Linked DNA regions of Homo sapiens: region 2 is linked to region 1. A link is a contact called in ENCODE Hi-C or POLR2A ChIA-PET data. All regions are on one chromosome and are shown on one strand. Each heading gives the region's core, a stretch centred on a gene start or an enhancer-like site at or near the end of the contact. The rest is flanking DNA. Distances are from core to core; before and after follow the strand shown. Region 1 has its middle 71 kb from the start of SPMIP7. Region 2 has its middle 38 kb from the start of IKZF1.

The links. A loop is a pair of places that touch in the nucleus more often than their neighbours do. ChIA-PET counts read pairs that join two places held with the same protein, here RNA polymerase II (POLR2A). Pooled maps may share reads with other maps.
Region 2: a loop to region 1 is called in a pooled map, with 2.1 times the contacts of the local background. The contact joins two enhancer-like sites. A Hi-C loop is called at or near these places in 1 of 168 maps with a recorded cell type or tissue (OCI-LY7) and 3 of 50 pooled maps. POLR2A ChIA-PET finds 5 or more read pairs at or near these places in 5 of 52 experiments (CD4-positive, alpha-beta T cell, GM12878, OCI-LY7 and 1 more).

The regions. Positions count from the first base shown.
Region 1 is chr7:50,163,862-50,170,311 of GRCh38, forward strand. No RefSeq gene overlaps it. Among named protein-coding and RNA genes, the nearest start is that of SPMIP7, 71 kb to the left of the region's middle. Within about 2 kb of position 3,775, at least 2 of the 41 ENCODE cell types and tissues checked have a DNase peak (open chromatin) inside an H3K27ac peak, as active enhancers do; they include CD4-positive, alpha-beta T cell and OCI-LY7, where a contact is called at or near this core.
Region 2 is chr7:50,263,903-50,270,352 of GRCh38, forward strand. No RefSeq gene overlaps it. Among named protein-coding and RNA genes, the nearest start is that of IKZF1, 38 kb to the right of the region's middle. RefSeq lists an enhancer at 3,165-3,264. Within about 2 kb of position 3,094, at least 8 of the 41 ENCODE cell types and tissues checked have a DNase peak (open chromatin) inside an H3K27ac peak, as active enhancers do; they include CD4-positive, alpha-beta T cell and OCI-LY7, where a contact is called at or near this core.

The DNA of each region.
Region 1 (6,450 bases), core at 2,525-5,024:
AAATTACATAAGGTAAAGTGCTTCCACTTCCCCCTGCCTGCCGGGGAGCTCAAAGCTGAAGTGAATAAACATATTAACTGATAGCTTAAACACTTGAGCCAGGGTTCCACATTTGAAACTGACATTTGAATAAGCCACTAATGGAGTCATCCTGACCCAGGTTCAAGTTTGACAACCACTGATGACTCTGAGGGCTGTGTGCCTGCTTCCTCCTGCATTAGCTACATTTTAATAAAATTTGTATCTTCTCTATTTCCTCAAGGATCTAAGGTATCTCCTAATACTGAAAGGACTTAAAGTGGACACAGAAAAATCTAAAACCTACGTGGCTTCACGTTTAATTTGTTTCCCATGAGTGTTTCATGCACAAAATGGAGCGTTGGTTTTAGGAAAAAAAAATTAGTCCATGTCCTGATAATTGTCCAAATTGCCCTTGTGGTCAGAGAAGGCAATTATCCAATAGTAGGAATAACTTACCAACCCAGAATTATTTTCTAATAAGTGAAAATATTCCAAATTTAATCTATTTGCTCCCTTTAGCACAGTACAGACTCTGGGCTGGGTGACATGGTTTTCAGTGTTTTTTTGTTTTGTTTTGTTTTGTTTTGTTTTTTGTTTCTTTTACTTTGTGTTGTAATACACCCTTATGCATCCTATCCAAATGATATTCAGAAACAATACTGTGGTTTTATTTGACGCCATTGTATTTTTTTCATTATGGTTGGTTTAAATATAATACTCACAATTACTGTTGTCAAAGCAATTCCCATTTCACCCTCTATAAATGTAGATTCCTCATGGAGTGGTGAAATTGACATTGAAGAGCTGTTTCAGCCCTGTTCATCTTACCTGCTAATTACAGGTGCACAGGAAGAGCGCTGGTTTCCTCTGTGCCGGCCCAGACTTGGCTGGTTACCCAGACTGGGTTTCCAGGGCAAATCCCATTGGTTCTAGTTTGTAAACTGTAAATGGAAACAGATTTACTTCCTTACATGCACACTTTGGAAATAAAGCCCTAAAAAGTGTTCAGTGTTAATCTACGTTTCCAGTGCTGGTACATTGTTTTTATTGTGTCTTCCGTGGGCAGAGCCACAAGATAAAAGATAAAGTGAGACAGCAATGGGCCGGTGAGGACAGGCAGGAAGAGGTGTCTGGGCAGAGGAGGGGTGGGGAAGAGGCGCTGAGGGTGTGGTGCCCTGAGGTTGTAGGGTGCACATTGTGGAAGGTTGGGGTATCTGCACTGGAAGGCCAGTGTCACAGGATTGAGGCTGTCTGCTCTGGAGGGACCCATGGGCAGGGCCCAGACACAGCCCTGGGATGGCAACCCCACAGTGCTAAGCACAGTTCCAATGCAGGATTGCTGAGCTCAGGGCAGGGCTGTGGGCTGAGTGGGAACCGTGCTGGGCAAAGCAGAAATCAAGGAGAACTGATGTCTGATAGCTGAGGGTAGGGGGTGGTATCAGAACACTGACTGTTGTCTACTTGCTGGAAAGAATGACTTCCAATCACAAATTAGTATATTGAGTAAATATTCCCCAACATTTAACGGCTTAGTACTATGCTTTCATACTCAGTTATCTAAGAAGACATACAACCAAAGTCTTCCCTGAGAAGTTTACTAAAAAGTCAGTGTTTCAAGGTAGATGCCCTATGGGTCCTTTCCTGGGATGATTCTAAGATCATGTGAGCAATTGTAGACTCCTAGTCCATAATCTAAAGCTTGCCTAAATAGACTACAAGGATAACAGTCATGTCAAATGCTGCTGGGAGCACCTGGACTGGTTTCTAAGGAAAGTCTTGGCCTTCTGGTTGCTTCCTTGGCATGCATCATGGTGGAGTGGCCTCTGTTAAGGCACAGGCCTTGGTAAGAAGCTCAGTGTTCAAAGTGTGAGGTCCAGCTTATGCTGAACCGAGCTCAACAATGTGGATAGCGGTGGGAGAAACCACTGCAACTCTACCTTCCTCAGCCATTGGGACCCCTCCCAGGAAGCAGCCTCATGGCTGCAAAATCAAATCCAGGTTTGTTGTTGTTGTTGTTGTTGTTTTTGAGACAGAGTCTCACTCTGTCGCCCAGGCTGGAGTGCAGTGGCATGACCTCAGGTTACTGCAACCTCCGCCTCCTGGGTTCAAGCAATTCTGCCTCAGCCTCCTGAGTAGTTGGAATTACAGGCGCGTACCACCATACCAGGCTAATTTTTTTTGTATTTTTAGTAAAGACGGGGTTTCACCTTATTGGACAGGCTGGCCTCGAACTCCTGACCTCGTGATCTGCCTGCCTCGGCCTCCCAAAGTGCTGGGATTACAGGTGTGAGCCACCGTGCCCAGCCTAAATCCAGGTTTTATTGGCAAGTTTGGCCCTGCCACACTTGGGCCAACGTTTATGGAAACAGAGGAGCATTCAGCAGGAAACCAGAAGATGCTGTGTGCTCGCTGCTGATCTATGTTGAGGCAGCCACCCTCCATGCTGAGCAGACAGCTTCTCTTATCTTTCATTTTGTCATCCGGATACTAAATGTGTAATCCTTTTAATATGCAAGCAGATTATGTAAGATATAATATGGAATTTAAAGGGGTGTAAAGTGCTACAGCATATCAAAAGATGTATCTGAATCCACGTCTACAAAAATTGGAATATGGATATATTCATATATTCACGTTATATATCAATATATTCATATTCCAATATTTTGTATATCTATCCGTCTTTGAATATCTTGGAATATGGATAGATATAGACATATCATTTTATCTGAACTTAGAAGTCCCCTTGACTTCATTTTTTCTTTGGGAAAAAACTTATCTTTCCTAATTTGCTCATTAAACTCGGGTCAGAAATATTCATTTTAGGTTATTGGTTTTCTCGGTCTTGCTATTTAAAAGAGTATTTCTCAACTGCCATCTGGAAAAGGTCACAGAAATATTAATATACTTCTAAAACTAGAAGACCAAAAGCCTCAGCTTTCAATATAAGTTAAAGTGTGGTGATGCAAATTGCAGAAAATCAGTGGCCTGTATCTCTTCAAGAATTATTTAATAATGAATTTACCAGTAGCAAAATAAAAGGACCTCTCCTGAGTAAGCTTTAAACACAACTGAAATACACACAGGGGAGGAAGAGCCACTGGGCTTTCTGCGACTCCGAGGATGACAAGGGAAAGGCCATGTGGTGTTCAGACACCTGGGAGGGCCAGGCAGGGCCCTGAAATGACAGGAACCTCAGCCAAGGAGCTGAGGAAGCAGGTAGGGAAGGAGGGAGAGCCAGAAAAGGGGATGCACAGCAGAGACTGGGCCAAGGCATGCTCCCCTTACAGCAGCTACCAGGCCCAGCAGGCCAGCACCTTCCTCTCATGTTCGCGAGGAGCTGTCTTGAGTAAATGCCCCACAGGAGCACACGTGGATTCCTTTGATCTACACACGGGGGACTTCACAACCTCCCAAGGATGAGTGGTCGCTGCTCTTTTGGGGCTACTGTGAGCATTTGTGCAGTGAAGTCAGTTCTTGGCTCTGAAAACCAGTGGAACCAAGCAAAGATTCTCCCCAGATGGAGTACAGGCTCTGTGAAGGCTCATGGGCTGCCCGTGGGTGCATGGCCCAGCCTTTCACTCAGCTTGACAGCCAGATCCTCATGCTGGATGCCAGGCTATGCCTGGGGAGGGCTCCTGGAGCTCAGGCGTGAACTCCATGGTGCTGCAGAGGTGAGAGCATGGGATATTTCTCCAAACCACTGGGACCTTTACAAAACCTTTACCCTCTTCTGCTTAAAAGGTTAGCTTAGCTAAGGCAGGGCAGTGACGTTGTTTTGGTTGTGGTTTGATTCTAGTTCCTTTCAATTCTTCATCGTTTGTCCTTCAAGGTTCCTGGAGTCTGGGGCTCCTGAGAGCAAGCCCCAGCCCTCTTCACAGTGACAACACCCCTTCCTTTCTGGCACACCCTGCAGAGAGGCCACCCTTTTCCCCAGAGGCACCCCTTGTGAGTGAATTGCTCCTGTTCACTTCCTGCCTGAGGGGCAGCATTGAAGGGGGCAGGGAGAGGCAGGGGGAGGGATGTTTAGCAGGGGTGAGGAGAGGAGCAGCCGTTCTGGGCACGCGGAAATTCCAACTGTGCTGAGACTGACGCTCACGTACCCCCGCCTCTGGCTGTGGGACAAGAGTATTTGCCTTCTTGGTAGAAATTTTCCCTAATACTTAGTTTTTATTTCCCTAAGTTTCTAACTTTCTACAACTTCAAAGTTCACATGGAAATACCATTAAAGCCATAACCTATTCCCTTGGACAGTGGCTGTGTGCTGCACTAGGCCCTACCCGGGAAGCCACGCACCTGGCCTATGTCAGAGTTGCTGCTCCGGGAGAGGTTAGGACACAGGATCCAGCACTCACACTGATTTGTGGCATGGAATTTATGTCCTCAAAGCCTCCCATTTCTCACTGGGAAGATGTAGGTTGTTGTGGATGTTGAAGAAGAGAATATGCAGAAGTACCTGGCACGTTAGACGCAATCAATACATATTACCAATCGTGAATATTAAAAATCATTATCCTCTGAAACACGCCTTGGCACCACTTCTTGGCCTGCAGGTACAGTCCATGAAACAAGTAGCCCTTCCCCACCCTGCCTAGCCCCAGGAGCCATCACGATGTACCATGTCCTCTTTTTTTTATTATTATTTTTTGAGACGGAGTCTCTCTCTGTCACCCAGGCTGGAGTGCAATGGCGCGATCTCAGTTCACTGCAATGTCTGCCTCCCTGGTTCAAGTGATTCTCCTGCCTCAGCCTCCTGAGTAGCTGGGATTACAGGCACACACCACCACGCCCGGCTAAGTTTTGTATTTTTAGTAGAGATGGGGTTTCACCATGTTGGTCAGGCTGGTCTCGAACTCCTGACCTCATGATCCCCCCTCCTCAGCCTCCCAAAATGCTGGGATAATGGACATGAGCCACTGTGCCCAGCTAACCATGTCCTCTTACTCCAGCCAGCCTGGGCCTCTGGCAATGCTGAGGAGCCAGGGATACTGGGACTCACATGGGCACCAGCACTGGAGGCTGAGAGCCAGCCTAGAATCCAGAGCTCTCAGATAAACCCCCACATTTATGGTACTTCCGATATTGCCTTACTTAGGTTTTGTCTGTAATATGTTATAGCAGTGATCTCATTGTCATGAAAGGACCCTTTTATGTATTATTTTCCCTGTTCCTTCAAGTCTGGTTTTACTCCTCTTGTTGAAAGTCATGTTTTATTCCTCTTGGTGTGAATGAGGGTAATGTATGTAGCCAGGTACTATTAGGTATTTGCAAATATCTGCAACAAGGATGGATGGATAGATCGATGGATGGATGGATGGTTAGTCACCTAGAACTCCAAGCAGTCCCCTTAGCAGAAGATATTTAAACCTAAAATTCACAAGGTGGAAAGTCAGAAATTTCCAATACTTTTTCTTCTGTGTTTGTACTCCCAATTACTACCTTTTTGTTCCCTGTGTTTTCTCCTTCAGATCATTTTCTTTCACCTATTGCTCTGGTCAGTATCCCTCCTCTTGTCTGCTGCTTCCCTCTGCTCCCCAACCTCATTGCTTACAATGTGGGTCTGCTGGTAATATTTCATCTAGTTATTCCAACTACACTACAAGGTAGGTATTATTTCTTACATGTTACAGATGAGGAAACTAGAATTCAGACAGCATGTCCAAGGTTACACACTAGCTCATGGTGGGTTGAGGCATCTGGCAGAGATCTGCCTCCAACCAGTGTCAGACCACTGATATTCTGATTGCAAATGACTATGAACTATATTTACTCAAGTACCGCTCATTCTAAATATTACTAAAAGAGAGAAACTATTTCTGTGAAAATACTGCTAATTCCAGTTTTTGGGCCCCATGTCAGATGGAAGTGCAAATGTTTTTCAAAAGAACATCTTATTCTCTGTGCACATTCCCCTTCAGAATAAATGAACAGTTCTGGGGCTGCTTATCTGGAAATTCAATACATCAACCTGGAATATAAGGAGCCACCATCTTTCTTTCTTTTTTCAAAAACAAGCTCTCATGTGTGTCTTGTAAAGTCCAAGGCATACAGACTCCCCAGGATGTGCCTCCTAAAGTGCGAGGCATATGAACCCCAGGATGTGTCTCCAAAAGTCTAAGACACACAGGAGAGCTTGATTTAAAAAAAGAAAAATAAATAAATAAATAAATAGGGAGGGAGAGAGAGGAGAGACAGAGAAAGAAAAGAAAGACTGGGAGGCCGAGGCAGGTGGATCACCTGAGGTCAGGAGTTCCAGGCCAGCTTGGACAACATGGTGAAACCCCATCTCTACTAAAAATACAAAAATTAGCTAAGCATGGTGGCACATGCCTGTAATCCCAGCTACTTGGGAGGCTGAGGCAGGAGAATCACTTAAACCTGGGAGGTGGAGGTTGCAGTGAGCCGAGATCGCACCACTGCACTCCAGCC
Region 2 (6,450 bases), core at 1,844-4,343, 99 kb after region 1:
CCTTCTGGGAGATACACAGACTGGAAGCAGCTCTTACAAGAAGGACTGTAGAAAATGGAAGATGTAGGTAAGGAAACTAAAATGTTGCCATGTGTTTGATGCATATTTTCTTATTTCATCTTCACATGTCATCAAAGAGGGGGAAAAAATAAGAGCCCATGCGTAGTAAATAGTGGGTCAGGATCTGAATCCAAAGCTAACTGACTCTGAAGAATATTTTCATTCTTCATGGGAATACCTCTCACCTGAAAATAGGAAGAAGGAATTAAATGAAGGGAGAATGGCATGAGAAAGGACCTGGAATTGGGGGGCATGCCTGGTTGCAACTGAAGCTGAAATGTTAAGATGGAGTGGAGTTAGTTTCCAGGGAGGCAATGCTAGAAACATAGATAGAAGCCAGATGAAAGCAATAGTCAAAAGCATGCTCTGCAGCTTGGACTTTGTTCTGTGCTTTGAATGGAAAACTTTTCAAAGATGTTAAAAGGTAATAAGTATTCCAGGAAAATTAGTCAAGCTCTTATATAAGGTAAAGTAAAATGGGAGGACTCAGAGGCAGAGAATGAGAGCTATTGCAAGCGCCCAGCGGAATGATGCTGACAGACTTGGGTAAAGTGAGTTATTCATTCATTCATTCAGTCCCTTAAGTATTCTCAAGTATCTCAAGAAATACAGCAAAAGAACAGGGCAGGTGCAATGCTTTTTCTAATGGCACCTACTTTCTAGTGGGGAAGAGAGACAGTTAAGAGGAAAAAAAATGAATATTGTTAGAGAGGAACAGCATCATGAAGAATCATCAGGATAGTGGGGTGAAGAGTCAGATAGAGGGGCTGGTGATGTGCGAGGTTGAGTGGACAGGGAAGGCCTCAGGAGGGCAGAACAAGCCCCAGGACCAGAAAGACCAGGCAGCAGAGTGGGGAGGGAGCCTGGCTCAGGGAAAGTCTGCAGAGAGGACAGAGGTCTGACGATGCAGGGTTCATATTGAATGAGGGAAGAAAAACATGAATGAAAGACACACTAGGAAGATAGGTTCTGTTGTAGGTTCTGTGTGTCTTTGAACATGGGGGTAAGGAAGAACTTCAGGGTGATTTCAGACTTGTGATTCTCTAGGACTAAGAGGTGACAAGGAGAGGTGAGGGTTTGGCTTGGGGGGAAGGGGAAGTTTTCGGTTTTATGAAAAAGAGCAGTAGGAGATAGAGGTAGCCCATGACTCATTTGTGGCTTGAAACCTCTTTCTTATAAGAGCAAAACTATTTTCTTTCATACCATTGTGGAATTTCCGAAGCTGGAATTGCTGACTACATCACAGAACTCATTTGCTCAGCTGAGAATGTTGTGTGCCTTGGGAAAGGTGGTCACACCTACCTCTACCTACAACGTGTGAATGTGGAGTGTGCAAAAATGCCAAAGGGGCAGGACTCCAGGCATTTTTCTATCAAAACACATTTCACTAGTTTTAAATTTGGTTATGAATAGCTCTCCCAATTTTGAAATTGTTTTAAAGTTGGCTCAGAGTTAAAAAAAAAAAAACCAGCCACATTAAGAATGAAATCAGGGAGCATGAAATATAAAGGAGTGAAGATGGTGGAGGGTATAAAGAAAAACCTCTGTTGAGAGTTGAGGGATGGAAGATAACATACACAGAAGCTTAGAAACTGATTGAGGCCTTGACTCTGAGCTTCCTTGGCTTGTCTAAGTCAGGACAAAATAGGAAAACTCCAGTTTGCACAATTCACAGTCTGGTCACAGTGGATCTTGCTGCTTTTCAGGAAAAATCACATTCCTTGGCCCCGTGCTTTAGAAAGGTATATATGCATAGGATGCAAAATTATCAATAACATCCCTGGTTTTTTTAAAAAAATGGCCACAATAACAATTATTCCATGTGGCTGTTTCTTTCAACAATCCTTAGTGGAAAATCTAAGTCTGAAAAGCTTTGTGGCGTCGTCTTGAGAGGCAGAGAATTGGGTCCAGGTATGTACATTTCTGGAGGTCTGGCTTAGTCCTGGGATAAAGATTGGATAATCTTGATGAAAAGGCCATCACTACAGCCTAGGGTGTCCTGGGTAAGTGGCATCTCTGAAGGTGGTGGGTCTCGCCTAGCAGACAGGCACTGTACCTGCAGCCTGAGGGAGAGGCTCTTGCTCTGTTCAGAGAGGGTGTTATGTTAAGAGGGTCACAGAGCTGGGCTTGTGCTGGAGCACAGGGCAGGAGGGGTAGGGGGCAGGGCTGTACTGCCTTTACTGGTCTTCACCTCCTCCCTTCTGGTGGGCTCCACCAACTCTTCTTCCTGCCCCAAGTGTGTGGTCTGCATCACCCAACACTTGTGACTTTCCTGTCATTCTTTGCCCCTGTGCAATGCTACTTTGCTCTTGAGAGTCTCGGCTTTTTGCCGGGAAAGATCATCACAGCTCATCTTCCTGGAGAAACCAGAGACTATTGCCTCCCACCCTGACTTCCCAGTATGTCAGCTTGGATAAGTGCTTCAGAGGGGGTGAATGACACTTTACACTTTGAAATCAGGAGTGTCTGTTCTCAGGCTGACCCAGAGCCGCAAGGCCACCTGTGGCACCCCTTCTCCATGCCCAGGTGACTCTTCTGAGCTGTCTCTACCCCAGGCACTTCTGCAGTCCTGCCCCTCCACCTTCATTGCCTTGGCTTGTCCTAATTAAAATTTGTAATTTAAAAAAAAAAGAAAAATCAAAAGCTGGTAATCGCGAGCCTTCCTTGTAAAAAACACAGCTTATTTCTATCATTAGCAACCTGTGCTGCAACAGAGCCCCTGACACGTGCATTTCAGGAGCAATTAGGAATCGCTGGCTGCATTTACATAACATTAAAATCACTGTCTACATATGCAAAATAAAATGAATCTCTTCCCATTGCTCCCACAGGCACTGGCCTGAGATAGATTTCTATCTGTTTTTGCATTTTAGCCACATGGATTTATTTGATCTGCCCATTATTTGCTTTCCTGGTAACGGGAGGTTTCCCTCCACTCTAACTGCCTGGCCAGGAGCAGCAGGCTGGGCACACCCGCGCCAAACCACTCGGGAAGAGGGGGTGAGGCGGGGCCGCGGCCTATCTCATCTCCCCTCCCCAGCATGCCTTGCAGCTGCAGGAAGCCACCCACCCATATTTCAGAAACCACAGGCTCCTGTGGGTTCCGAGAGCCTCTGTCCTGGGTGTGCTTTGAAACATGCACACAGTTTAATGTCTTGTTAGTCACCTTCTTTTACATTGCTCAACTGGAACTGGGAAGGAGCACCAATTACTGTGAACCATGCATGGTTTGATCTTCAGTCTTCCCCTTCCCTCAAGAGCAGCCATTCTGGTAGCAATGCCCCACTGCTGCATGATAGAGTTCTAGCTCAGCTGGTGTGTAGAAAGGAGGAGGCTGTTTCTTGTTATGAACACCTTCCCACCACACAACAACGAGCTCTAAGCAAAACCAAGATGTTTTTAGCTGCCACCTGTCATATCAGAACCCAGGATGCTTCACTATGGAATGAGGAAGAAAAGCCCACCTAGTTGGAACCACGATTGAGAGTTGCTTCTCCCCTACTCCTGTGCCCCTGCAGTCTCTCTTTCCATCCAGAGCCCCTCTTCCCTCTCTCACCTGCCTACTCCCTTATTTTAGACTCAGCCCAGGGCCTGAAATGCACACTTTCCCCTCGAGCTTCTTCAGGACTTTCCTCTGGCTCCCGAGGCCCCTGCATTTCACTGCTGTAGCTTGTGGTCTGAGCCCCTGGGGGACAGAGCAATGTCTATCCCCCATCCCTGGAGCTCAGCAAAGAGTCTGGCTGCAGGAGGCACTCAGAAGATGCTCCTCAGCTTGAAGTCAAGAAGACTCTGGTTTGCCTAGCTGAGGCCTACCTGGTTGCAGAACAGTTAAAGAAGGAATATGCTAGATCAGAGGTAGCCAGCCAAGGCCAGCAGTAGACTCTGCAGCTGACACCTTTAGGCCTGCCTGAGGCTGCAGTGAGCACCTCAGCTGACCACATTCAGCCTTCCTGACTGCAAGACTGGAGAGGCCAGCATGCCTTTGCAGCTGCAACTCCAGAGCCAATCAATCAATTGCCCAGGGTAGGAACCCCTCCCAAGGCAGTGCCCTCCAGTTTATGAGGCCTCTGCACTCTGTGACTTCTCCATCCTCACAATGCCCTGTTACATGGGCAGTGATTAGCCACAATGCACAGATGAGGAAACTGAGGTTCAGAGAGGTTACACCACTTTTTCAAGATCACATAACTCATAAAGACCAAACATATGAACCTACAAATGTTGATAAATCCAAGTCACTGTGTTTTTGGTTGTTTTCTTTTCCCTAGCCACCCACTAAGCCTGGTGACAGGAGCAGCTTCATGGGCCTGCGAGCAGTGCAGTCTCTCAGGGTTTTACAGTTAATGCTCTGTGGTTGCAGTCTTGAAACTGTGAATAAATTTACCTTGAATTTGTGTTTTGTCCGTAAAGTCTGACGAAGCAATGGAGCATGCATTGGGGACTCGGAGACTCTGCTCATGTGGGGCTCCCTTCCAGGTGCCTCCCCCTCCCAGGGATGGGTTCTCAGCTACCTGCCCAAGCAACCCCCAGCAACCACTGCCATCTGCTGGGAGGGGACCTGAGCCTGTGCATGGGAATGGTTGGGCCTACACAGTTGTGAACAGGGCCCTGGGTACCTGTGAGTGTCTGCAATCTCCCCATGAGTATTCCTGTGTCCAAGGGATGTGACATTAAATAGCAAGTAAAAAACACCATGACAAGAGAGAGACCCAGAAAGAAGGAAGAAATGTTTTTCCTGCCATTTGAGCAAGGGACCCCCTAATTTCAGTTTGCACTGGGCCCTACAAATTATGTAGCAGCCCTGTCTGGCAGAGGTGTGCCAGGTAACCCTATGTGTCCACTACCTTGCAAGATGGATGGTGGGCAATTGGCCCTTCCAGTGCCCCATAGGGCCTAGTATCTTAGATTGTAGTTATTCTTAAGGAATAGGATGAAAGGAGGAACAGCAGCAAAATGCCACCTTCATGACGTGCTCCAGAGACTGACCTCCTTCCACCTCTCTCTCAAAATTCATGCTCTGCTAAGCCAAGGGCCTCATTGGCCAACAAGTTGAGTTCAGGCCACCTCCTGCTCAAAGGAGAGGATAAAAAGTATTGTTGAATATCTAAGAGCTATATTTTTAACACTTGTGTCTAAAACAAGGTCGCAATTTTGCATCTGCAATAATTTATGCCTGGAAATAAGGAAGTGAAATTCCCACCTACTGGAAAGACAGTTAGGAGGGCTGTTCCATGGGGCAAGTGTGGTTTAGAGCTGTGCAAACACACATAGCAGGTGCAGGGAGACTCAGGAGCCATGAACAAGCAGCTGCCATGAGCACTACTGCTGGGTACCAGAGAGGGACCAGCCTTCTTTCCTCATTTGAAATGCGGGAAAGGGCAAGAGCGCATACTTTACAGGGGACAGGCAAGGTTTGAAGGAGACCAGACCAGAGCAGGATTTGTCTGTGTGAGATGTGTGTCCCCAGAAGGGCAGTCTGCACTGCCTGGCATTCCATCCCAGGAGTCTCACTGCCTTAAGATGCTTGCAATCCTCCCCTGTTAGGCTCTACATAAAACTGTGTAACTTTTTTCTGTCCTGCACATGCTGGTTTCCTCTACTGGGCATCCCTCATGTACTCTTCAGCCTTCACCTCTGCTGGAATTTCTTTCAGAAATCTCTGAGCTGAGATATGATTGGTACTGACTCCTCCACCAGCTTAGGAGTGGCCATGAGGGCTGACACCCATCCTGGTATCACACTACCTTGGCCTGTACAGGGTTAGGATCCAATCAGAGGCAAGGATATTTGCTAGGGCCTTGGAGAAAAAGAAGTTTGTCTTGTGGGAGACCTTCAAGGGCAAACATCATCCTTTTCTCTGAATGGTAGGGCATGAGAATACAAGGTCTGGATGTGAGGGCTGAGATGATCCAAGGTCCACCAAGTGCAGTCCACCAGGCCGGCACTGCAGAAGGCAGACCACAAAAGTAGAGAGAAACTGAGCCATTCATTTCACTGCCGATCCATTCACTGGATCCTGCCCCTGGCATCTGCTCTCAGCTTTTAAAATTGGAGCTGATACATTTCCCATATCATTTAGACAAGTTTCAGGTTTTTTAATTAAAAAATTTTTACTCATGTCATAGACATTAAATTATATATCGATGTTCAATTTGCATTTTCATAAAGTAGTGAGGTTAACTCTTAATTTTACCTCTTCTTGACCACATGGCACAGGAAAGCATCTCAAAGTCCTTACCAGGATAACTCTGTGGACTGGGTGATTGATGCACCCCAATGCGAGCCTAGAGCTTGCATTGTGCTCATTCTATGGAAAAACAGTCAATCTAAAGAGCATGGCAGAGTGGGCTATGGAGACTGTGGTGGGCAGAATTCTCAGACAGCCCCAGT